2 separate regions of the Homo sapiens genome follow, and region 2 is linked to region 1. The links are chromatin loops, found by intact Hi-C in ENCODE. Cell type or tissue: heart right ventricle. All regions are shown on one strand. Each heading gives the region's core, and the rest is flanking DNA. Links, peaks and the distances in the headings are about the cores only. Region 1 holds the start of MIR6504 (microRNA 6504). Region 2 overlaps CMIP (c-Maf inducing protein).

What was found. A loop is a pair of places that touch in the nucleus more often than their neighbours do. Peaks named below come from ENCODE experiments on the same cell type or tissue, not always from the same donor. Only the 100,000 strongest peaks of a DNase experiment are listed, where the experiment ranks them.
Region 2: it touches region 1 in a loop (2.1-fold over the local background); 8 of 110 quality-filtered maps call a loop at or near these places.

What each region holds. Positions count from the first base shown.
Region 1 is chr16:81,607,597-81,619,318 of GRCh38, forward strand. It overlaps CMIP (c-Maf inducing protein), which reads left to right. Exons shown (of 21, transcript NM_198390.3): 2 at 1-96. MIR6504 (microRNA 6504) reads left to right here and starts at 3,752; the gene lies at 3,752-3,812. RefSeq lists enhancers at 966-1,195, 8,294-9,137, 9,035-9,184, 9,138-9,980, 9,405-9,474 and 1 more. In heart right ventricle, for the core only: a CTCF peak has its summit at 5,014; DNase peaks (open chromatin) are centred at 4,985 and 5,361; H3K27ac peaks cover 3,776 bases.
Region 2 is chr16:81,546,363-81,558,084 of GRCh38, forward strand. All of the region lies in intron 1 of CMIP (c-Maf inducing protein), which reads left to right. Among named protein-coding and RNA genes, the nearest start is that of MIR7854, 18 kb to the left of the region's middle. RefSeq lists an enhancer at 6,411-7,017. In heart right ventricle, for the core only: no CTCF peak of the experiment used is centred there; DNase peaks (open chromatin) are centred at 5,860 and 7,661; H3K27ac peaks cover 4,298 bases.

The sequences.
Region 1 (11,722 bases), core at 3,007-8,006:
TACAGCGCAATTGAAGACGTTCAGCTGCTGTCCTGGGAGAATGCCCCGAAGTACTGTTTACAGCTCACGATTCCTGGGGGAACTGTCTTACTGCAGGTAGGAGAAATAAACATGAACAAGCAGTTTCTTCTCCCTCATCTTCATGCACTTGTGCCCCTCGTTTCCCTTGGAGGGAGCCAGCAGCTATCAAGAGGAAAGGTTGTTTAACTTTGGGTGATTTTATTCCCCAAGTATAAGAAAGCTGTAAACCAGGTCTGACTGGAGAAAACGAAAAGGACTGTGCATGGCCTGAGCGTCTCCTGCACACCTGCTGCAGTCTAGGAACTTTTCAGGTTGCTCATTTAGTTTCCCTTAATAAACCTGATAAATAAGTTTTATGATCCCCATTTTACAGATGAGGAAACTGAGGCACACAGGTGAGTTGTTAGGCCCAAGAAGGCCGTGAAAAGCAGATGAGCAATAGATACTGACTTTTTGCATTACTTTGAGTGAGGGAGTTTCTGATATCTTGTTGATCTAAGTCTTTTGAGGCTGATAGAAGTATAAGCTATCTTTTTGGGAAAAAAAGTGCATTCTGTATGTACTGGTCAGGACGTTTGGTTGGAAATGGCACAAACATTATTCCAACTAGTGAGACAAAAAGAGAGTTTAATGCTGTTAACTATTAAATTAACTATTAAAGTAACTGGGAAGCCTTAGAGGGGACTTCAGGCATTGCTGGATCCGGGGGTCAGATGACATCATTAATATTGGGCATCTCTCTCTCCATCTCCTGGCTGTGCTTCTGTGTGCTGGCTTCATTGGCAGAATCTCACCATGTGGTAGGAAAGATGACCCACCTGCAGCCCAAAGCCACATCCTTAGAGGCTGTAATCCTTAAGAGTGAGCGCCCTTTTTCTTTCCAGTACCTTTTACAAAATCTCATGGAAGATCCTGATTGGCTCTGCCGTGTTCCCATTCAGCCCCCAGGAATTCACTCCCCCGGATTACCCGCCCACCCTTGACCTCAGGCAAGGCCCAGGTCTCGGATTGGTAGCCCCACCAGGACCACACAGAGGCGGTGAGGTGCGTCCACCAAGAATGGAGAAGTGACTGACAAAAACCACGACCACGGTCACACATACATAAGACATGTTACATCATGTCAGGGGAGCCAGCCAATTTTCAGAAGGAACCCCGAGTCTGAAACCCCTCATCTAGAGAAAATTTACTCTCTTATCAGTGGGAAGAAGACCTGCCTTGCTTTTTCTTTTGGGATCATTTTATTCCTAACTTGTTTTTCCAGGGAAACCTTCTCTTAGCCCAAAGAGATGCTTTCTAAAAACCTATTTTAGATCTAGCAGCCACTGGATTGTGTAACAGCATTGGGCTGAGAGTCACCCAGTCTGGGCTCCAAGGAATGCTGAGCTCAGTAGCGGAGCGTAACAACTTAGCATTGTTAGAAATGTCCTGTTTCTTACTGTCATCTCTCAGAGGACTCTGGAAACCACGCCTGCCCCAGTCTGCTTTCTTCTTAGTGAATCTCTCACACTCTGCCCTCTACGCTTTTCTTTTAACCCTGTCCCCACACCCCCACACTGTCCCTCCCCCCCTCCCCACCACAGCCAGCAAAGCCTTCCTCTTCTTTCTTTCTCTCCTCTCATCTTTATGATAGAGGTCAGTGTCACCCTCCTGCCAGACACTTCTGCCAGCTCCTCTGCCTCTTCACTCGCTCCTTCTTGCCCATCCGATGGCTGCAGCACAGAGTCCATGAAGGGGGTGGTCAGTGCCAGCCCCCCTCGGCGGGGGAGATGGGGCGGGCAATCACAGGGTTCAGTGGCCAACGGAGAGGTAGGGTAGCCAGAGATTGTCCTACCCCAATGACTTTGCTGTAGTCACAGAGCTTTGAGGCAGCCTCTCCCCTGTGCTCGGGGAGGCCCCATGCGTGAAGAGCCCCTCAGCCCCTGGGGAGACAGAGCCATAAACAAATGATTACGGAAATAATGGCTAAATTAGAGGCAACCGTGGAGGACTGGGAGCCCAGAGAAGGAGGAACTTATTTGGCCTGGGGGGCCAAAGCAGGCTCCCCAGACAGGGGGCATTTGAACTGGGTGTAGAGGGATGAGTAGAAGTGTGCCAGAATGGTGGGGTGGGGGCACACTCCCCGGGCAGAGGGGATGTGTGTGCAAAGCCTGAATATGGGGGACCTGGGTACTTGCTGCAGCTGGAGGAGATGGAGAGATGGAGTTTGGGGCTGTGGATATGTCTAGATCTGTTGGGCGATGGCCAGATCACCCAGGCCTTGCCAGCCAAGTGAAGAAGCCTCAGACCCTCTTCCAAAGGCAATAGGCAGCCACTGAAAGCTCTGAAGGGGTAGAGGGACACTAGAGGAATCAGTGTGGTGGCAGGGCAGAGGGGCCTAGATCTGTGCATGACAGAGAGGCAGGAGGGAGCCCCTTGAAACATTCCAGTTGGAGGAGAGGAGGCCCTGAGCCTCCACTTTCCTGCTCCACCAGCAAAGGGGCCTCATTCCTTCTGGGGCTGGAGGGGCAGCCCTGGCCTCCAAAGGAGGCCAGAGCATCACTCGCCACAGGGATGGAGGGGCAGTGAGGCTGAAAAGCAGAGAAGCAGTGCCTGGAATGTCCCTTTAACCCGGCTGTGGCCGCGGGCCCAGCTGTGATGACTCGCCTGGCCGCCGTGTCTGGCAGGGCTTCAGGACAGAGCTGCCGCCGTGGTGCTGAGGAGCCGAGCGGGCGGGGAGCCTCTAGCTGCTCCAGCATCCCACTTGCTCACTGCCCCCTGATCCCGTGGACAGCGCAGTCAGAGGCAGGAGCAGGAGAGGAGGAAGCAGAGGAAAAGGAGGAGGAGGAGGCGGCTTGCAACTCCTCAGATCCAGAGCCGGACTCCGAGCTAATGAGGGAGCAGCAGACACGGCCTCCCAACCCTTCCCCCAAGGGGAACCCAGGTGGGTGCAGCCCCTGCCCCTGGCGGCTGTGGTTCTCTCCCTGGCTGCCATTTCCGTCAGGGGAGGTAGACCTGGATCGGCTTCTCCCTTGCTTCCCTCTCATCCTCACCCCCACACTCTGCCCACCGTGATGCATGGGTGGTATGTAGCTGGCTCATTCTATAAACAGGGCTAGCGAGTCTGTGTGGTTCTAGGGAGGCTGGGGCGGGGTGCACTTGGCCCCTGGTGTGGTACTCAGGGCTTTCTTCAGTCCTGGTTGTATTCACGTGCCTTTTGTGACGGGTGGCAGGACCCTCTGCTTTGAGAGGCTGTACTTTGTCTTGATTCACATACAACATACTGTATTAGATCCCAGAGCCGTGGTGTCACAGAGAACAACCCCTTTGGCCCTGGGGACAGATCTTCCCTGCTCCAGGGTGGGAGAGGGGACCAAGAAACAGCCAGGTGCCCATCTGAACGGCATTACCTTAGTGCTCCTAGTCAGCAGATGAGTGAAAGTGCCTTAAATGGTGCCGCCCGGCACAGCCACCAGCAGCCACGCATGGCAGCCCACAGATGGATTTAATTTACTCATCAAATTAATAACACAGTTCCTCAGTCCCGTTAGCTACACCTCCAGTGGCCAGGGGCCACACATGGCCAAAGGCTGCTGTGTTGGACAGCGCACATAAAGAACATTTCCATTGACACACGAAGTTCTGTGGAGCAGTGCTGACCTCGAGGCCTTTTCATTTTGACCTCATACTGCAGGCACCTGAGCCCCTCCTGGGGCGAATCACGTCAGATCACAGGGGGCTCTTCGATCTTGCAGTCTGGCTGTGCTGTAATGCAGTCTGCACCCTGCTGCATTACAGCACAGCCATTCTCTCTACAGACAAGGGGAATGGCGGGGCCCAAAGAGGGCTAGTGCCCCTTCCCTACCCCAGCCTGCCTGATCTCTCTCCATCTCTGTCTCTTTCAGGTTCTTTGCATCCATGTGTGTCTGTTTTCCTCTCTCTCATGCCTTTTCTCCATCTCTCTCCCCTCCTTCCCCTTCTGTCCCCTCCTGCCTCTCCTCTTTCTCTCTCTTTAGTCCTTGCTGTGGCTCACTCTGGGCTTCTCTTGCAGGTCCTTCCTCCAGGCCTCTCACCACCTCTGAGCCTGTCCCCCAGTCCTCTCTGTGTGTCTCTCCCCTCTTCTCTTCCTCCTCCTCCGCTCTCTCTGTCTTCTAAGGAGCTCTTTGTAAAACTCTTACTTTGTTAGAATTTGAATCAATGCCTCTTGCAGACCTCGGGGAGCTGACCTGATCCTTCAAGGAAGGCAGAGAGGACATTCAGGCCCATGCCCCTCATCCCCAGCTCAGAGACAGAGCAATCTACCAGCAGGTTGAGTTGGCAGACAGAGGCGCCCAGCCTTCCAGCGTGGGTCCAGTTGGTGTGTTTTGGATGCTTTGTGTTTTCAGCGTGAGCTCCCTCACTGCCATGTTATTAGAATCCCTCGTTGCAGAAAGGGCCTGTTTATCCCATTTCCTCCATTGATGCCCTTTCTGCTAGCATTTCATTGTGGGGAGGCCAAGCATGTAAGTACATAGACAGTGTCATGAAAACGTCCTGAAGGTGCTGTCACTGGCCCCTGGGATGGGGTAGCAGGCATTAAAGAGCAGCGCGGCGCAGATCATCTTCTGGGGGATTCTGCCTAAAAATTGAGTGGCTGCCCATCAGCAAAAATTAGACAGAGCCGCTGCTCCACAAACAAGGCTTCAGGCAAGATAAGAGCAGGGAGACCCTCCTCCCAAGAGTGTCTGCTTCTTTCGGGGATGGGTTCCGGGACTCGGCTCTTCTCACCAATGTTCTGGAAAGTCCTGCAGGAGGCGGGGCAACTGTTTACCCCAAACATTGGCAGCAGGGCAGGGACGGGGTGGGTTCCTTTCTTACTGGAAGGTAGCAAGCAGGACTTTTCCGGTCTGGAAAGCACCAGAAAGGTCTCACTCTCTAGCTTCCAGTAAGAAAGGAAGCTCCTTTTCCCTAAGAAACTGGGCCGGGGAAGGGGAGCTTGGAAAAGGTCGCTCACAGCGCACCCTGGGCTGTTTTTCTCACCTCTCAAGACAATGCAACAATGAGAAAGAACTTGGCAAGTTTGGGAGAGGAAATTGGGCAGCGTTTGCCTGGAACCAGGCCCTTTCAGCATTCCAAAGATTTAACACCAGAAGTCGGAAGCCTGGAACCAGCTGCCCGCAGGCTTCCGGGGGACTTGGGGTCTGGCTGGGGACCTCTCCCATGTCTGAATGGATTCTCCTCTGAGTGACCCTCAGGGTTGGGCTGGGGGACCTTTCCCAGGTCTGAATGGATTCTCCTCAGAGTGACCCTCGGGGTTCCAGCCATGCCTTATGTTCCCACTGGGCTGAGTTCTCTTGGCTCAGCCACCAGCAGGACAGTATGGGGACTCTGCACAGAAGCGTGACCCTTCCCCCAGCTGGAACGCAGCCTGGTCAGCTTTCCCTTTGCTTGGAAGCCCCTTAGAGATGCCTGTGCTGGGACTCAAGACATTGCCTAGCAGCGTATGTCCTCCTTCAAAAGTAGACAAGCCAAAGGAACGAGCAGTTTACAGTCCGGCCTTGTCCCAACCTTTTTGGCTCCATCAGCCTCCACCTGCTCTCCTAGAGGCAAGTTCTGGCGCTTCCCTTAGTTTCAAGGTGAGGTCTCCTGCGTGCCACATCCTTCCTCCTCCTGCTTCATCAGTAGGGCAGCTACCATGGAGAAATAATGCTCACGGATGTCCCAACCCAAGTCCTGGGAATCCAGAGGAGCTCAGATGCATTGCTTCATGTTCCAGGGCTGGATTGCAGGGAGGGAAGACTGTGGGGTCAGACAGACCTGAGTTCCTGCCCAACTTCCCTGGGCACTAGCTCTGGATCCTTAGACTCTAACTAGCCATGGAACCCTAGGTTTTACCACATTCTAGCTGTGGAACCCTAAACAGCAGGAAGAACCTCTCTGGGGCTCATTTAATTTATCTGTGAAACGCACTCTAATACTTGTCTCCTTGCATATTGTGAGGCTCGTAGATATTACATGTAAAATACTTAGCACTGTGCCTGGTACTTAGTAGGTGTTCAAGAAAACACTGCCATGATCATTTTTAGAGTCTTAGTCAAATACAGTTTGGGGAAGAGAGGGAATCAGAGCTGAAGAGTTCTTTTGAAGGTCTGTTGTGTGTGGACTTTCTTCGCTGAGCAGAATGGGTATATGAATGCCCCATTCATCCATCCATCTATCCGCCCACCCATCCATTTATCCATCAGACTGTCCATCTGTCTTATCTGTTTTTCCATCCATCCATGTCTCCATCTATCCAATTCATTCATTCATTCAACACTTCAACCAATCTTTCACTTAACAAACATTTCTCCGGGTTTCATGGACACAGTGGTGCCTAAGTCAGACGTGGTTCCTGACCTCCCAGAGCCCATAGCCTGCAGAAGAAGGACAACTAGACAGGCGATTCCAGGACAGTGTGATGCGTTAGGCGAGGCATTCTGGCCTGGTTTGGTTGGGGATGGGGAGGGGAAGGCACCATCAAGACAGTCATTCTGGAGAAGTGGCATTTCAGGAGGGACCTGAAGTGTAAGTAGGAGTCCAGCGGGCAGCGGAGAGAAGGGGGTGACAGCAGAATGTTCCTGGTGGGGGAGTACACGCTGCATGGAAGCCAGTCTGAGAGCAGGGCAGGCCAGGTGCTGCCACAGTCACCAGCGACCACGCATTCTAGGTGGCTGGAAGCGGCACGGCATTGTTTCTAACTTGTGCTGTGTGTCCACCATGGGCCAGTGGGGGAAGGGAGTGTGCCAAGCGGTGCACGGGTTCTCAGGGGCTCCCACGCGCGGGCCACGGGTCACTTCAGCATGACATCAGCTCGTTGCATTGGCCTGTGTGCTTGCCAGGAGCCCGGAGGGAAGAGACCTGGAAATGACACAAATGATGACCCCAGCAAGTCTGGGTGTGTGTGTGGTATATGCATTGGTTTCCCCAGTGGAAATGTGGCAGTGGAGGAAAGGTTGGGTTAGACCTGGGTCCTTAAGCCGTGGTCCATGGTAGATTCCAAAACTACCTGCACAGTCCTGCGTGTGGGACTGTGGTGTGTGTGTATGTATGTCTGTATGGTTTATGTGTGTGTGTGTGTGTATGGTATGTCTGCATGTGTGTGCGTACACATGTGTGTCTCTGTGAGTGTGTATGTGTCTATGTCTGTGGTGTGTGTGGTATGTGTGCATGTGTGTGCCTGATATGTGTGTTTATATGTGGTATGTATATGTGTATACGGTGTGTATGCACATGTATCTCTGTGTGTGCATGTGTGTGTGGTATGTGCATGTGTGTGTGTCCTGTGTCTATATGTGGTGTGCATAGTGTGTATCTCTGTGTGTGGTGTGTGCATGTGTGTGGTGTGTTGTGTGATATGTGACGTGTGTGTGTGGTGTATGTGTCTATATGTGATGTCTCTGTGTGTATATGGTGTACGTGCATGTGTATCTGTGTGTCTGTGTGAGGTGTGTGTCTGTGTGGTATGTCTTTGTGTGTATGAGGTGTGTATGGTATGTGTCTGTGGTGTGTGTGTATGTATGTCTGTGTGATGTGTGTGCATGTGTGTGTGGTGTATGTGGTACGTGTATGTGTGGTGTGTGTGCATGTGTAACTATGGTGTGTATGTGTGTATGGTGTATGTGTGTCTGTGTGTGTGGTGTATGTGTCTACGTGGTATGTGGCTGTGTGGTGTGTGTGCATGTGTAACTGGTGTGTGTGTATGGTGTGTGTGGTGTATGTGTCTTTGTGTGTGTGGTATGTGTGCATGTGTAACTGTATGGTGTGTGTATGGTGTGTGTGTGGTGTATGGTGTGTGTGTGTGTGCGTGGTGTGTGTACATTTGTAACTGTATGGTGTGTGTGTGGTGTATGTGTATTTGTGTGTGTGGTGTGTGTGTGTGGTGTGTGTGTCTGTGTGCAGGTGTATGTGTTTTTGTGTGTGGTATGTGTGCATGTGTAACTGTATGGTGCGTGTGTGTATAGTGTGTGTGTCTGTGTGTGTGGTGTATGTGTCTTTGTGTGGTGTGTGTGTATGTGTAACTGTATGGTGTGTGTATGTGTGTGGTGTGTATGTGTCTGTGTGTGTGGTGTATGTGTCCTTGTGTGTCGTGTGTGTGCATGTGTAACTGGTGTGTGTGTGTATGGTGTGTGTGTGGTGTATGTGTCTTTGTGTGTGTGCATAAATGTTGACATTACATGGGTGTGAGTCCATAGCTTGTTTTAGGTTCTCAAAGGGGTCCATAAACCCCCCTGAATCAGGTGATCTTTAAACTCCCTTTGGCTTCTGATGGAAAGATGCTCATTGTTACCGTGGACAAACATGGCTGAAGCCTCTGCCTTCTTCCAAAGTGCAGCCAGCCTAAACGGGGGTGGGGAGGGGACCACGGCCAGCTTTCCTTCTCGTCGCACTGGGGCAGAAGGAGCCGGGCGCGGTGGGTGGGAGATCTTGGCTGTCTCTGCCTCCCTGGAAGGAGGCGCAGGAGAGTTCCGCATCGAGACTGTCCTCAGCCCGGCATCTCTGTGCCTTGCCTTACATGTCATTAATTCATTCAGCTGTATTTTTTTTTTTTTTTTTTTAACACCAGGCTCACTGGAGCAGTCGCAGTTAATCCTACGTGGATCCTGCCTCCTCTCCCAATCCTGTGGGTGGGACATAAATACCCAGCCAGCCTCAGGGTGTGGGCCGAGGGCTTGAAGAAGTGGCCGCCAGAAGCTTCAGGAGAGCGGAGGAGGGATGGGGTCCTGGCCGAGGTGTGGGGAGGGCAGGGGCAGGCGCCGGAGTGTGCAGAGGCACCCCACTGCCTGCTCCGAGCCTCAGCTTCCTCATCTGTAAGATGGGTGCGTTGAGGAGGAGAGGAGGTGTGTGTGAGCATTTCTCGTGGTGCCTGGTACCGAGTAAGCACCCGTGGTCTGTGGTTGGTAGTGACATGCGTCATCGCACTTAGTTCGCCAGCCTGTGTCATACCTGTTTAGCTGGGATCTGCAAACTAAACCTGCCTTCTTGAACCGAAACCTGCCTTCTTCCTGGACTGCCACACCGACCTCCAAGAGTTGAGAGGATCCCAGAGTGGAACAGAAGTGGCCAGAAAGCCAAGTGTGGCTGGGGAAGGGGGTCACACCCTCCTATGGGAGGAAAGGCTTGGAAACCCAGATGGCTCTGCCTGGAAGGATGGGGCTGAGAAGAGACTGATGTGTAGCAGTGTCTGTGGTCAGTGGCTCTGAAGAAATCCGTCCCAGGCCTTTAGACATCAAGTGCTGCTGTGAGAGGCAGGCTACGAGGACCCAGCTAAGACTGGAGGCTCCTGCAGCTCAGCAGGAAGTCACAGGGGGCGTGGCCAGGCCAGGCAGCTGGGGCCCAGGAGGAGAGATCTGTCAGCCATCCCTGCCAACAACTCAGCAGTGGGCCGGACCCAGTCTGGCAGGGCCAGAACCATCTGGATGTGAGCTCGGGGCAGAGGAGACGCCAGGAGCACCAACGGTGTGACCAGGAGAAGCCACAGTTGTGGAAATGCTGGTTCCTTCTGTAAAAATGCCTACGGGGCAAACACATCAGAATGTCCACTTTGAAAAGGAAGAAGGGGCCAAGAGCCAGTAGGCCCTGCAGGTCCCTCAGGGCTCTCATGTGCCGGCAGCCGAAATGGGATCTGGCCATCCCAAGCAGGAAAGGAATGTACTAGAAGAACGGTGGCAGCCTGGAGAATGGCCTGGAGCTGGGGTCGGGGCATGCAGGTGGTAGTCCCATCACCACCAGTGCAGGAAGGTGCAGGGCAGGACCCAGCTCCTCCCAGGTGAATTCTCCCTGCCCCATCTCCATAGCACTTGCCCAAGATCCAGAGTCCTGGGCAAGAACCTCTGCCTGGCCAAGCCAGAGGACTGGCTCACACACTGTTGAGGAGGGCTGGAAGGCCCCCTAAGACTCATGAGCCAGGGAGACCCCAGATGGGAAGGGCTGGGCTAGCCATCGTGGAGGACGGTCTGTGTTGGGTTTCGCTACAGAGGCTGGGGAAGGGAGTCTCCTCTGGTCATTCTCTACCACCTGTGACACCTGGGTCACTTTCCTCTTTCTTCCTTTGTTTCTGTGTTCATTCGTTCCAGTGTAACCAGCTCTGGCCCAGCCAGGCACTGCTCACCTAGCTGTGGAATCAGAAATAAGACCCTGCCCTCAAGGAACTCCTAGTCCATTCATTCCTTTGTTCATTCATTCAGAAAACACCTGTTGGTCTCCTGGTGCTCCAGGCCACAGGATACAGTGGTAGGTAGAGCATGCGTGGCCCCTTCCCTCTTAGGGTCACACATATATACAGGGCACTTTGGCGGGGCCAGTGGACACAGAAGAGGGAGGGATGTGGTTGTCCTCCTCCACCTTCTTTTTGTCTTTGCTTGGCCGTTCCGTCCAGCCGGTGGCAGCTTACAGGCACTGCCTGGGTCCACTGTGGACCCTCAGAGCCAGTGGAACAACTCACATCCGCGTTATACCAACCTGGTTGTACCTCCTGCTTTTATTTCCTATTGCTGCTGTGACTGCTTGCCCCTAACTTTGTGGTTAAAAGAACACAGATTTAGTCTCTTATGGTTCTGGAGGTCCGAAGTCCAACACAGGTCCCATGGGGCTAAAACGAAGGTGTCAGGACTATGTTCCTTCTGGAGGCTCTCGGGGAGAATTCGTTTCCAGCTTCTAAAGGCTGTCCGCATTCCTTGGCTCATGGCCACATCACTCTGACCTCTGCTTTAGTCTGACTCTGCCCTCCTGCCTCCCTCTTGTGAGTACCCTTGTGATTTCATTGGGCTACCTAGATCATCCCCATCTCAAGACCTTGAACTTGGTCACATCCAGAGTCCCGTTGCCACGCAGGATAACTTAATCACAAGGGATTTAGGATGGAACATGTTTAGGGGGCTTTATTTTCCTTACCACCTCCTTCTCTCTCTGGCCCCCTTGGTGTGTGAGGAAGCACAGGAATGGATGTGGACCAGGCATGCCCTGGAGCCAGCTCATCCCAGCTTGCACCTGCCCACCAGAGCTGATCGTGCCCGTCTCTCCCCAGCTCTGGCCCAGGGGCATCCCCTTGAAGGTGTGGAATCAGCCAAAATGGGATTGTTCACAACACAGAAATCCGCACACGCCGGGATCAGGGCTTGTTGTTCCAGAGAGCCTGATGTTAAGCATTTATCAGCACAGACCTGGCCGTGGCTGCTGACGCTGCTGGCCCCTGTTTGTGGAGTGTTTGCACGTGCCAGGCACCGTGCTGAGGAAGCACTTTTCATGGATTAGCTCATTGTTTGGGATCTTCGCACAGCTCTCCCCGAGCAGGGTGTATTTTGTCATCCTAATGAATAGGAATTGTCACAAGACCAGTAGAGCTTGGGCAGTGCTGATGGGAGGGAGCTCAGCAACAGTCTCTCCAGGGGGCTGTTTCTCCTCCTTGGCCTCCGCAACTCTGGGCAGGGGGCACAGGCTTGGGTCGTCAAGCAACTTGCTGCAGTCACACCACTAGACACGACAGAGCCGAGACTTGAACCTGCACCTGTAAGAGGCTCAGCCCTTGTCGGAGTTCCTGTGTCACACGGAGGGCTTGCCTCCTGCCTGCTTTGCACTTGGGTAGACTCAAGCTCCACCAGCATCAGGGTGGCTGGTGTGGATTCGTGCAGTCCAGGGTTCAAAACTCTGAGTCCCTGAGCTCACTCACCAGAGCCTGAGTCCTCACCACACTTGCTACTGGAAT
Region 2 (11,722 bases), core at 3,279-8,278, 61 kb before region 1:
TAGGGCGGCGGTCCCTTTAGCAAGAGGATGAACTGGGCTGGAGGTGCACTCAGAAATCCACCCAGAGGGAGTTTTCCTTTTCATGACAGTTTTCCTGAGGCTTGGTGGGGAAGGAGAAGAGGCTCTCAGTTGCAGGCGGTTCATTCATTCACCCATTAATTCATCTAACTAATAGTTACTGAGGGTCTGTGTCCCAGGAACCGAAGAAAGCACAGGTTACAGCAATGAGCGAACACAGTTGTGTGTCTCCTGCCTGCAGGTAGCTGCGGCCTCGTGGAGAAAATTGAAGTCAGATGATTATCGTGCGGGGTGAGAAAGGAGGGTGAGAACCAAGTGCTGTTCACTCATCATTCATTCATTCTCTTGTTCAGGGGGTGTGGAGCACTGGATGGGAGCTAGACATCCCTCTAGACCTGTGCTGGCTGGAAGAGTAGCCGCTGCCATGTATGGCTATTTACATTGAATTAAAATTAGACCAAAGTAAAAATTCAGCTTGTGAGGCACGTAGCCACACTTCAGTGCTCCGTAGCCACGCGTGGCGAACAGCTCTTGTACTGGAGAGTGCCGATGTAGAACATTCCCTGCATCGCGAGAGCTCCCTGGATGGTGCTGGGCTGCAAAGGCCACTCCCCCGGGAGTGCACAGCCTTGCGGTATTAAAGACCGGCACATATTCTGTGACAGTACAGGGCAGTCTGGGCTGGGATGTGGGCACACAGATGTGGGATGGCCGAGCCATGCCTGGGCTCCCGGAGGCAGGGAGGTTTCAATGGTGTTTAAGTCAAGTGAGGAGGATCTGGGGCAGAGGAGGAGAGGGATAGCATATCTGGTAGAGGGAAGCACATATGTCAAGGCCTGGCCTCCAGAAAGAGAGACGGAAGGGGTTCAGCGCGGCTGGGTCGTAGACCATGTCATGTTTATGTGGCCGAGGGCATGGGGTGTGTGCAGCGAGGGTGACTCTGGAGGGGGACACAGACCAGCTCCTGCAGATGCTCTGCCATCTCTGCAGAAAGACCCCCGCTCCAGGCTCCCTGCTGGCCCTTCCAGTCAGATAGAGGGTCTTTGCAGGCCATCTCTTGCTGTGGGCACGCTGAGCAGAGGGTCCCAAAGCCAGTGACAACCAGTTCAGAGGAGGGCCTGGTTTGCGGGGTCAGGGCTGGACACCTTGCTCAGAGGGGTAGCTGGGCCTTGGAGACAAACTTACCGTTTCAGGCAAAAGCGAGGGTTTGCAGGTGGAGGGTGGGAAGCGGGGGAGGAGGAGGAGGAGGAGGAGGAAGGAAGGGATCTCCTCAGAAGCCTGCAGGGTCCAGATTGAGTGTCCGTTAGTTCAGTGTACCCAAGAAAACACTTCAGGAAATGGCCCCTCTTCCCTTTGGGGAAGTGCAAGATGAAGAAGAATTGGAGAGGCTGGCTCACAGTTGTGGGGCAGTGAGGGGGAATTTGGCAGACACCGAAATTGGACACTGGGACCCTTGGCCTGGGACCAGCTTGTGCCCCAGGGCCAGGTGCTGTGGCAACAAAGGAATGCCCAGGGAGCCAGGCAGGCCTCTTCAGCTCTGCTCTTCCTGTCACCCGAGCAACTCGCAGCCTCTGATCCCAGCCTCCTCTGCAGCACGCCGGCAATCATGTCATGCTGTAAAGCTGTTGGAACAATTTCCAGATCATTACAGCGGCTGGCATTTATCTAGGGCTTACCTTGACCCAAGCATTGTAGTATATACATCATGATTTTTCAGCCTCAGCTCTACTGACATCTAAGGATGGATCACTTTTTTTTTTTTTTTTTTTTTGAGACAGGGTCTCCCTCTGTCCCTCAGGCTAGAGTGCAGTGGTACAATCATGGCGCACTGCAGCCTCGACTTCCTGGGCTCAAGCGATTCTCCTCCCTCAGCCTCCTAAGTAGCTAGGACTACAGGCACAGGCCACCACTCCTGGCTAATTTTTAAAGTTTTTGTAGAGATGGGGTCTCGTTTTGTTGTTCAGGCTGTTCTCGAACTCCTGAGCTGAAGCGGTCCTCTTGTCTCACCTGCCTCCCAAAGTGCTGGGATTACAGTGTGAGGCACCAGCCAGCTGGATCAGTCTTTATTGCGGGCACTGTCCTGGGCATGGTAGGACATTTGGCACCATCCCTGGCCTCCACTCACTAGATGCCCACAGCACCCTTCCACCCCAGTTGTGACAACCAAAAATGTCTCCAGGCCACGTGTGGTGGCATGCACCTGTAATTCCAGTTCCTTGGGAGGCTGAGGTGGGAGGATCACTTGAAGCTAGGAGTTGGAGACCAGCCTCAGCAACATAGGGAGACCATGCCTCTACAAAAAAAAAAAGAAAAAAAAAAGCCAGGCATGGTGGTGTGTGCCTGTAGTCTTAGCTACGTGGGAGGCTGAGGCAGGAGGATTGCTTGAGGCCATGAGTTCAAGGCTGCAGTGAGCTACGATCATGCTGCTGCACTCCAGCCTGGGTGACAGAGCAAGATTCTGTCTCTGAAAAAAACAAAAAGGAAAAAGGAAGCTGTGTCTGGACATTGCCAAATGCCCCCCGTTGGGAACCACTGCTTTACACATTGACTCCTTCATTCTCATAGCAACCCATTTCACACACGAGGATTGACTTGGCACCACAGCTGGACCATTGGTGCTGAGGTTTGAACCCAGGTCTGTCTGCATGGGCCTGTACTCAGTTCCTGGATCTATTTTACTGCAGGCTTAGGTGGAAAGGGCGTGGCCCAAAGCCAGATGTGTAGTAGGTAGTCAGGGAAAGGGGCTTTTCTGATGATTTGTCACTGGCTTATTCAGTCAACAAACCAGACCCTAAGTGCAGGTTGCAGGATGAGGAGGGAGCCGGTCAACCTGCAGGAGCACCTGGGTGACCAGCCTGAGGGTTGATGGAGCCATTTGTATTTCTTAGGCAATGATTAACCTGGTTGAGCTGGTAAATCATTCGATAGAACCTTACCCTGGAAAATGCCGGGCTTGCAAATGGGGGGCCGTTGGTTTCACATCTGCTGTTTCTTCATTGGACTTTGTCACCCATGAGGTCAGGAGCCAGCAGCCGAGGGCCGTTGGGAAATTCTCCTTGGGCAGATAGCTGCCACTTTTCCTTGCTAGCCCTGGAGTGCTGTACGTGCCCCAGGAAACTGTCCCATGTAGGGGATTTTCATGGCTGGGCTCTGTGTGTGTTGGGGGCGGGGGGCGGAGGATATTGAAGAAGCGGCCCTGAGTGAAATGCCAGTGGTCCTGAGAGGCGGGGCTGAGACCTCCTCTTTATTTATTTGTCTTTGGAAATTGTACCATTCATGATGAAATCGCCCCTAAAGGACACAGGCAGCAAGGACTGGCCTTTGCTAGACCTGGTAAGCTGGGCAGACCGAGCCCAGAGCAGGGCCTGGGTGCCCCAGCAGGGCACAGGGTGCTGGCTGGTTCCTCTGAAGGCAACTGCGCGTTCTCTTCCCATGTGGAGAAACCAGGCAAATGTGTGTGTGCATGCGCGCGTGCATATGCCAGTGTGTATGTTTGTACATGTGTATTTGAATGTGTGTGTGCAGTGTGCTGTGTGTACATGCTTGTGCATTTGTGTGTGTGTGTATGTGCACACAAGCCTGTGCCGTCCAAGTGCCCATGTGCATATTTAAATGCGCTCACCCGTGTGCGTGGGCAAATGTGTGCACATCTACATGTGTGTCAGAATTATTGTGCGTGTGCCTATGTGATGTGATTTCACCCCACCCCTATGGCTGTAGGACGAAGGCAGTACACACTGAGCACCCTGCCCATGCCCTCGGTAGCACTCCTTCTTTCCTTACTGTTCCACAGTGGATACAGAGAGACCTGAATTTAATACCCAGCTTTGCCAGTTACTCATTGCATGATCTGAGGCTGGTCATGCAAGCTCTCTGAGCCTCAGTCTTCTCATCCGTGAAATGGGAGAATAAGGAACAGCACTGGTGTGGAGTGGCATTGAAGGTCATGGGTCATAGGTGTGTGTGTGGCTGGGGCCTGCCTTAGGTGGCAGTCAGTGATGGCATGCCCTCCCAGCTTTGGGAAGGTCTGGCCCTGTCCATGGAGGTGCAGGAGGGTCGCAGGGCTTTAGTTGCTTCTTTCTGCTCATGCCCCCCTCCCACTCTTGGCTGGGAAACCTTGGCAGCACTGGGCAGGATGGTGTTGACAGGTCTTATCCCGTCAAAGAATGTCTATGTGGCTTCCACCCTCTGTGCTCTAGGTGTGGCCTGGGGTCACATGGCTGCTATTGCTAGGATAGACCAGGAGGACCCAGTGGAGCTGTTTGTGCTTCTGGAATCTACCTGATCAATTAGAAACTACTAGAAGGCTGAAGTCAGGGGCTTTGGTGACCTTGGCTTTTGCCCACTGGTGACCACAGCACTGTCATTCTGAAGTGATGCCTGGTTACAGCACATAGATTCTCCTTACACCCAGGAGAGGATGAAGAAAGTCCTAACCCCATTCTGTGCCCTCCCCAGTTCCATCACACACACCCCAGTTCCATCACACACACCCCAGTTCCATCACACACACCCCAGTTCCGTCACATGCACCCCAGTTCCGTCACATATATCCCAGTTCCGTCACACACACCCCAGTCCCGTCACACGCACCCCAGTCCCGTCACACGCACCCCAGTCCCGTCACACGCACCCCAGTTCATCACACGCACCCCAGTCCCGTCACACGCACCCCAGTCCCGTCACACGCACCCCAGTCCCGTCACACGCACCCCAGTTCCATCACATATATCCCAGTTCCATCACACGCACCCCAGTTCCATCACACACACCCCAGTTCCATCACATATGTCCCAGTTCTATCACACGTACCCCAGTTCCATCACACGCACCCCAGTTCCATCACACACACCCCAGTTTCATCACACACCCCAGTTCCATCACACACACCCAGAGGGTTCTGAGTAACCATGGGCAACCAAAAGCCAGGAAAATGGGGGGATTTCCTCTGCCTCCCAACTGTTTTCTGATTAGTCACTTCTAGCTAATTAGCAAGTGACAAATGGGACAATAAAGCTGAAAATATCCATTGGCTTCCTGGAATCCCAGCCACAGACATGGCACATGGGACCTGGCTGAGAAGCAGAAAAATGAAAAAACATTTGGGGTCCTGAGGAAGGAAGCACAGAGGACCACGTCGGGCCAGCCATGTCAGTGTGTGGCTGTAGGTGGCTGCAGTGTGTGCCTCAAAGACACACTGGGGCCGTGTGCAGTATGTGGGAGCTGTGGGAACCTGCTCTGTCTTCCGTTTTCTCTCCACACTGTCTGGAAGAAGTGATTTCATCTCACAGTCATTTGGTGACTAAGGCAAACTTCCCCCATCCAAGGTGGAAATTGTCACAGGGCCCTGGGGACATCATAGGGGTCTGTGTCCAAGGTGGCCTCTGCTTCCAGAGGTGGCTGAGGCCCCTGTTGTGGACAGTTCCCCTGGATGCATGTGGGTGACAGCTCCTGCTCCCATAGACAGTTCCCCATGCATCCTCAGATGGGTGAGGCTCTGCTGCTGTGACAAAGACTCCCCGGTCCAGGGACTTGAAACAACTTTGTTCTTGCTCAGTCACCATGGACGCTGTTCCCCACCGGCAGTGTGCAGGGGGGCCCTGGCTGGTGGGGTCCTTCCACCTGGTGACTCTGCAGCCTCGGCGGCAGGGGCAGGGAGGACTGGGGAGCCCAGCGCTGGCAGCTGCATCCTTTGGCTTTAGGAGGGACTTGTGTGACATCCTCTGACATCTGACTGTCCAGGCCCAGTTGTGTAGCGGTGGCCTGGCTGCAAGGGGGCAGGGAGTTGGAATCCTCCCCATACGTGGCAGTGGAAGGAAGCCAGAACTCTGTGCTCATTGGTAGTTGTCTGCCTGTCTCTGACGTCGGCTCACTTGGGCTGATAAGGGCTGGCTGGTGGTTCCCGAGGGTATCCTGTGTGTAGTGGGGATGTTCTTTTCCTGTGGCCTCTGTGACATGTTCCTTCAAACCCAGTGGCTGAAAACCACACAGATCAATCATCTTACAGTCCTGGAGGTCAGAAATCCAAAACAGATCCCCCTGGGCTATGTTAGGTGGGCTATGTTAGGATGTTTTCTCCAGAGGTTCTAGGGGACAGAATCTCTTCCCATGCCTTTTTCAGCTTCTAGAGGCCACCTGCATTCCTTGGCTTCTTGGCCCCTTCCTCCATCTTCAGAGCCACCTGTGTACCATCTCCCAGCCTCTCTCTGACCCTTTGCCTTCCTCTTTCATTGGGACCAACTCGACAATCTGGGAGAATCTCCCATCTCAAGGTCCTTAATGGAACCACATCTGCAACGTCTCTTCTGCCATGTCAGATGGCACATTCCCAGGTTCTGGGGATCAGGGCGAAGACATAGACATCTTTGGAGCTGCTCTTGTGCCTACCACCAGGGGCCATCCTTAGTGGGAGAAGCCAGGCTACCTGCCTTCCTCCCTCCCTCTCTCTTTCTCTGGCTTTGTTCCTTCATTGCTGTGGCTGGGGACAGAGTGCACAAGAGGAATGAGGGCCCTGTCCTCATGGAGCTGCCAGTCCTTTCCAAGGGGAAGACTGACCTTCAGCAGAGACTTCCAGTGCAGGGGGTTTGGGAGTCCCCTCCCTGGGGGACAGGAAAGTCTCCTCTAAAGACGTGACTTGTCAGCTGCTGTCTGGGGATTGAGGAGGAGTTAGGGAGGTGAGGTGGGGATAAATGTTGTGAAGACCAGTTGCTTAGCCACGTGGGTCCCAGCACCCAGGGCCTGAGTCTCTGCTTGTTTCAGTCCCACTGTTTCTCAGTCTTCCCTCGTTTTCTTCCACCCTGACTGTGGCCTGCTCCGTTTCGCAGATTGCTCATCCCCATTCCCGCCCACTGCTTTTCTGGAAGATGAAGGGGCTGGCTTCCTGCGTCCTGGCCTGGGCACTGGAGCAGGCCATGCCCCCAGGAGGCAGGCGGGACCTGGCTGCAGGGATGTGGGAAATAGGACCCAGGACCGTATTTGCAAAAGCAACAAAGTTGAAAGCAGGACTGGGCAGGCTGGGTCGCTGTTTGCACTGGGGGAAGCGCTGGCCTCAGAGGTGCCTTCCTCCTCTCGGGCCAGAAAGGGTGATTGTTTCAGAGTCGTCTGATGAAGAGCATATATTCCAAACAGAGCCCACTGCCTGTCCCGGCGCCAGCTTCGAACAGGGGAGGCAACTGTGACGCCCTGTGGCTCCTTTCACCCGGCAGTGGGGAGGGTGCTCAGGCCAAGGGGAGAGAGAGAGACCTCTAAACACAGCCTGGAGAGGAAGGCTGGGCGTGCTCCGCCAGCTTCACACGCACCTCTCTTGGCCCTGCCAGATGCCATTTGTGTTTTCTCTTTCCCGTGCCCTCGCCCCTTGCCAAAAGCTATAGGCAGCATGGCCAAGATTCCTCTGTGGGGCAGGAAAAAGCAAAGAAGGAGGCATGAGCTTCTAATTAGCAAAGATAGACAAATTGCTGGTGGAGGGACCACCTTCAGCTTTGTGTGCAGACACGTGGCCCCCCTGGCCCTTTTATATTACGTGTCCACATTCTTTGGTGGTCTAACACCCTCCTAGGCACTGGAGCCACCATGCAAGCGTTTCCAGTGGGCTGTGAACAGAAAAGTAATTTTCCACATCAGAATCAAATACTCAACAGGAAGGCGAGGCTGCCCTGTGGTGGGCGGGACTTGGCCCTCTGTACTTTCCATTTAAGGCATTTAGAACAACAATAATTATTAAATAATCATTAAGTTAATTGTCTTCCTTGCCAAACTCATTGAGGGCGGATACCCAATAATACAATCAGTGCCTGATAAATGTATGTTGAGGGGAGTCTACCTTTCCATGAGAACTGAGTTTTATCTCTGAATTAACAAATGCCAGATGTGCAATTAGCATTCAGAGAAAATGCTCTCCTCTTCAAAAGGCACTTTAACCTGTTATTCTCTATCTGAGCTCATTTAATGCAAGGAGAAGCTAAGGAGCAGAAAGATTCAGAGAAATATCCTGCTTCAGAGAGTTGGGCAGGAGATTCCTGTAGCATCCGTTCTGCTACTTCTCAGAACTGTGTGCCCTGGCAGACATCAATAATCAATCACCACTCTTTCCTGTTGAGCCCAGAGGCAGCTGCAGAACCGTTCACAACACACCTCCAGGAGGCCACTACCAGGTGCTTGAGAAGTTTGCAGAATCCCAGACTGGCAAATATGGGTGTATAATCGAATTCATGTTTACCTCCAGATTTCTACTTTCTGGCTCAGAGCTGTCCTTTCACTTTCTCATTTTCTTCATTCACCGCTGTCAGCAGGTGCCTTTTTTCCTGCAGCCACTTCTCTGGCTGTGTGACCCTGGGCAGGCAACTTTATTCTTCTCTGGGCCTCAGTTCTTTGTCTGTAGAATGGAGATAATCGTTATATCTGGTAAGACTCTGTGGGACCCAACGAAAGCATAGAGTGCTTAGCATCGTGTCTGCTAGGAACTAACAGGCCCTGAAGAGATGATGGCAACTTTAAAATATATTTGTTTTCACTTTAATCTTCAGCAAATTGAAGCCCTGGCCGCAGGTGTCATTGGGCTGGAAGCTCCTAGGGATGCCCCCCAGAAGGGGGGGTTTTTCCTTGGTCCCTGGTAAGTCTGCCTCGACACACCCCTACAGTGGGAGGGGCACCAGCTGTCACCTTGGTGCCTCCTCTGTGCCATCAGTCTTCCCAGCCACAGGGAACTTTCCCACACACGCAAGGCCTCATCTCGGGTCTGCAGAATCCAACAAAGAGCAGGAGGGCAAAGAAAGCCTGTCATCTCCTCTCTTGCAGAAATCCACAAGCAGCATTTCCGATGTTGTCATTGTTATAATAAGCAGCAGGCCTCATCCAGGGAGGGGAAACGTGATGGTGTGGTGCTGAGATAGATACCTCCAGTTGCTTTTCCCCTGAGTGGGTCACCATAGCTCTGGGGAAATCAAGAACCCCCCCTAGACTGTGGGAGTCCCCAAGTGACATCAGGCACAGCAGAAAGCCAGAGAGGAATCCGGACCCATGGGCAAAACAGACAGAAGAATTCATGCTCTCAGCAGGGAATGGGGACAGTGAAAGCACACCTGCCCAGGTAACACACCCTACAGGATGCACACAGACTCAGTGTGCACAACAAAAGGGTCTAAGGCCTCATTCCCAGCTCAGCACATACACTGTCCGCTCCCTGTCCAAGAGGGCCTTGCCATTTGGGCATTTGGGGCCCGGAGAGATCTGAGATGACCCCATTTCCCTAGGCGGCCTGGCAGTGATGTGACCAAGTCTGTGAAGTCACCATCTTCATGGGTCCCCACCAGGGTATACTGTGCTCCCCAAAGCTAAATCAGGAAGGAGAAACGTCCCCACCTAAGCCTGGGGAGATCTCCAGCATAGATGAAACCCCTCCGGGCTGGTTATTGCCATTGGAGTGTGTCTGGTCTGCCCTGGTTGGGGGAGACTGATTCCTGCCAAGTGATTTTTCTCCCTGAACCTCAGTGTCCTCATCTCTAAAATGGATCCATAATAATACCCACCCCTGGGAGAGCTGTGAGCATGAGAGCTAGGGGTAAACCTTGGTATACAGGAAGTGTGCAATTAATAGGAGCTCCATTGTGACTGTTACTTTTCTTAGAATTTGAGTCCAGTCCTGGCCAAACAGAATCACCGTCTTCTCTGTCTGAAGCCATTTTTTCCCTGGAAAATGCAGACCCAGCGGTGAGCTATTTGTTCTCTCAGAGTTTCTGAGTCCTGGGAACTGAGGCCAGAGATCTCAGGAGTAGAACAGTCCACTTACCTGGCTGCACGTCATCTCATTTTGCTGTTACGGAACCTGTTCTAGCCCGGGTGGGGTGGAAGGCAGATGTTGGACTGGTTATTATGGGGGAATGCCTTCTGCTGCAGAAGGAGGTGGCGGCGGGCACTAGGTTGCTTCCACCTTTTGGCTACTTAGAGTAATGCTTCTCTGAACACGGGTGCGCTGGTGTCCCTTTTAAAAGTCCCTATTTTTAATTCTTCTGCATATATAGCTAGGAGTAAAATTGATGGATCACATAGTAACTTGGCTGCACCCTTTTATATTCGCGCCAACAATGCGTGAAGGTTGTGATTTCTCCACAATGTGCCAACGATTACTATTTTCCGTTGTTTTATCAGTGGCCCTCCTAATGGGCATGAGGCAGTGTCTCCAGAGACAGAAGGTGGAATCCTGGTAACCACAGGTAGAAGGAAGGGGAGCCGGGAGTTGGTGTTCGATGGGGACAGAGTTTGAGTTTGGGAAGATGAGAAAGCTCTGGAGGCCGACAGTGGCGATGGTTGCACAGCAGTGTGGATGGACCAAATGCCACTGAACCGTACACTTAAATGGTTAAAATGGCTAAATTGGACATCACTTATACACACAATTGTACATCACGTGTACACACACAAAAGCAGGTGTCACATAGGAGACACCCAGTTTAAGGGACATTCTGTACGGTGCCTGAATGGCGCTCCTGAAAACTGTGCAGGTCCTCAAGGCTGAGGAAAGCGTAAACTGTCCCAGACCAGGGAGGCCAAGGAGGCGCGATGACTCAATGTCATGTGGTGCCCTGGATGGGATCCAGGGACGGGAAAAGGACACTTGGGAAAAACTGGTGAAGTTCACGCAAAGTGTCCGGGTTAGTTCAGCATCAGAGACCAATGATGGTTTCTTGCTTGTGACGAAAATGTTCCATGGTCTGAAAGGTGTCAACACCAAGGGAAGCTGGGTGAGAGGGCTACCAGAATCCTCTCTACTGTCTTTTCAGCTTTTCGGTAAATCCAAAAGTACTTTCAAATGAAAAGTTTAATTTAAAAATGAGAAGCCACCTCCCCCACGAGATCATGAAGCTCCATGAAGGCCAAGGCCATGTCAATGCCAAATGCATGTTGGTTGAATTCACTCGTGTTGGTTGAATTTACTGATGTTGGTTGAATTTACTGATGTTGGTTGAATTTACTGATGTTGGTTGAATTCACTCATGTTGGTTGAATTCACTTATTACTGTGTACTTACCATCTTGTTGGCAGCCTCTTCGTTCTTTTTTTCTAATTGACAAACAATAGTTGTATGTATTACATATTTATGGAGTATAATGTGATAATTTAATATATGTTTATAATGTGGAATAATTGATTAAATCATGCTAACAAATCCAAAAATAAAATAAAAATAAATAAAAATGGGAGGACTAGGCAGCACAGTGAGACCTCGTTTCTACAGAAAAAATGTTTTTAATTAGCCAGGCATGGTGGTGCACATCTGTGGTCCCCGCTACTCAGGAGGCCAAGGTGGGAGGATCGCCTAGTTCAAGGCTACAATGAGCTATGATGTTGCTACTCCACTCCAGCCTGGTTGACAGATCAAGAACCTGTCTCAAAAAACAAGACAATTGTGGTGAAATACACATAACATCAAATTCACCAAATCGGAGGTGTTTTTAACATACAGTTCGGTGGCATTAAGTACATTCCCATTGTGCAACCATCACTACCCTCCATCTTCAGAACTCTTTTCATCTTATCAGACAGAGACTCTGTCCCTGTTAAACACTAACTCCCCATTCCCCTCCCCGAGCCCCTGACACCTACCATTCTATGCTCTGTCTCTACGAATTTGACTGCTCTAAGTACTTCTTGTAAATGCAGTCACGCAATATTTATCCTTTGTGGTTGGCTTATTTCACTAGGCGTCATG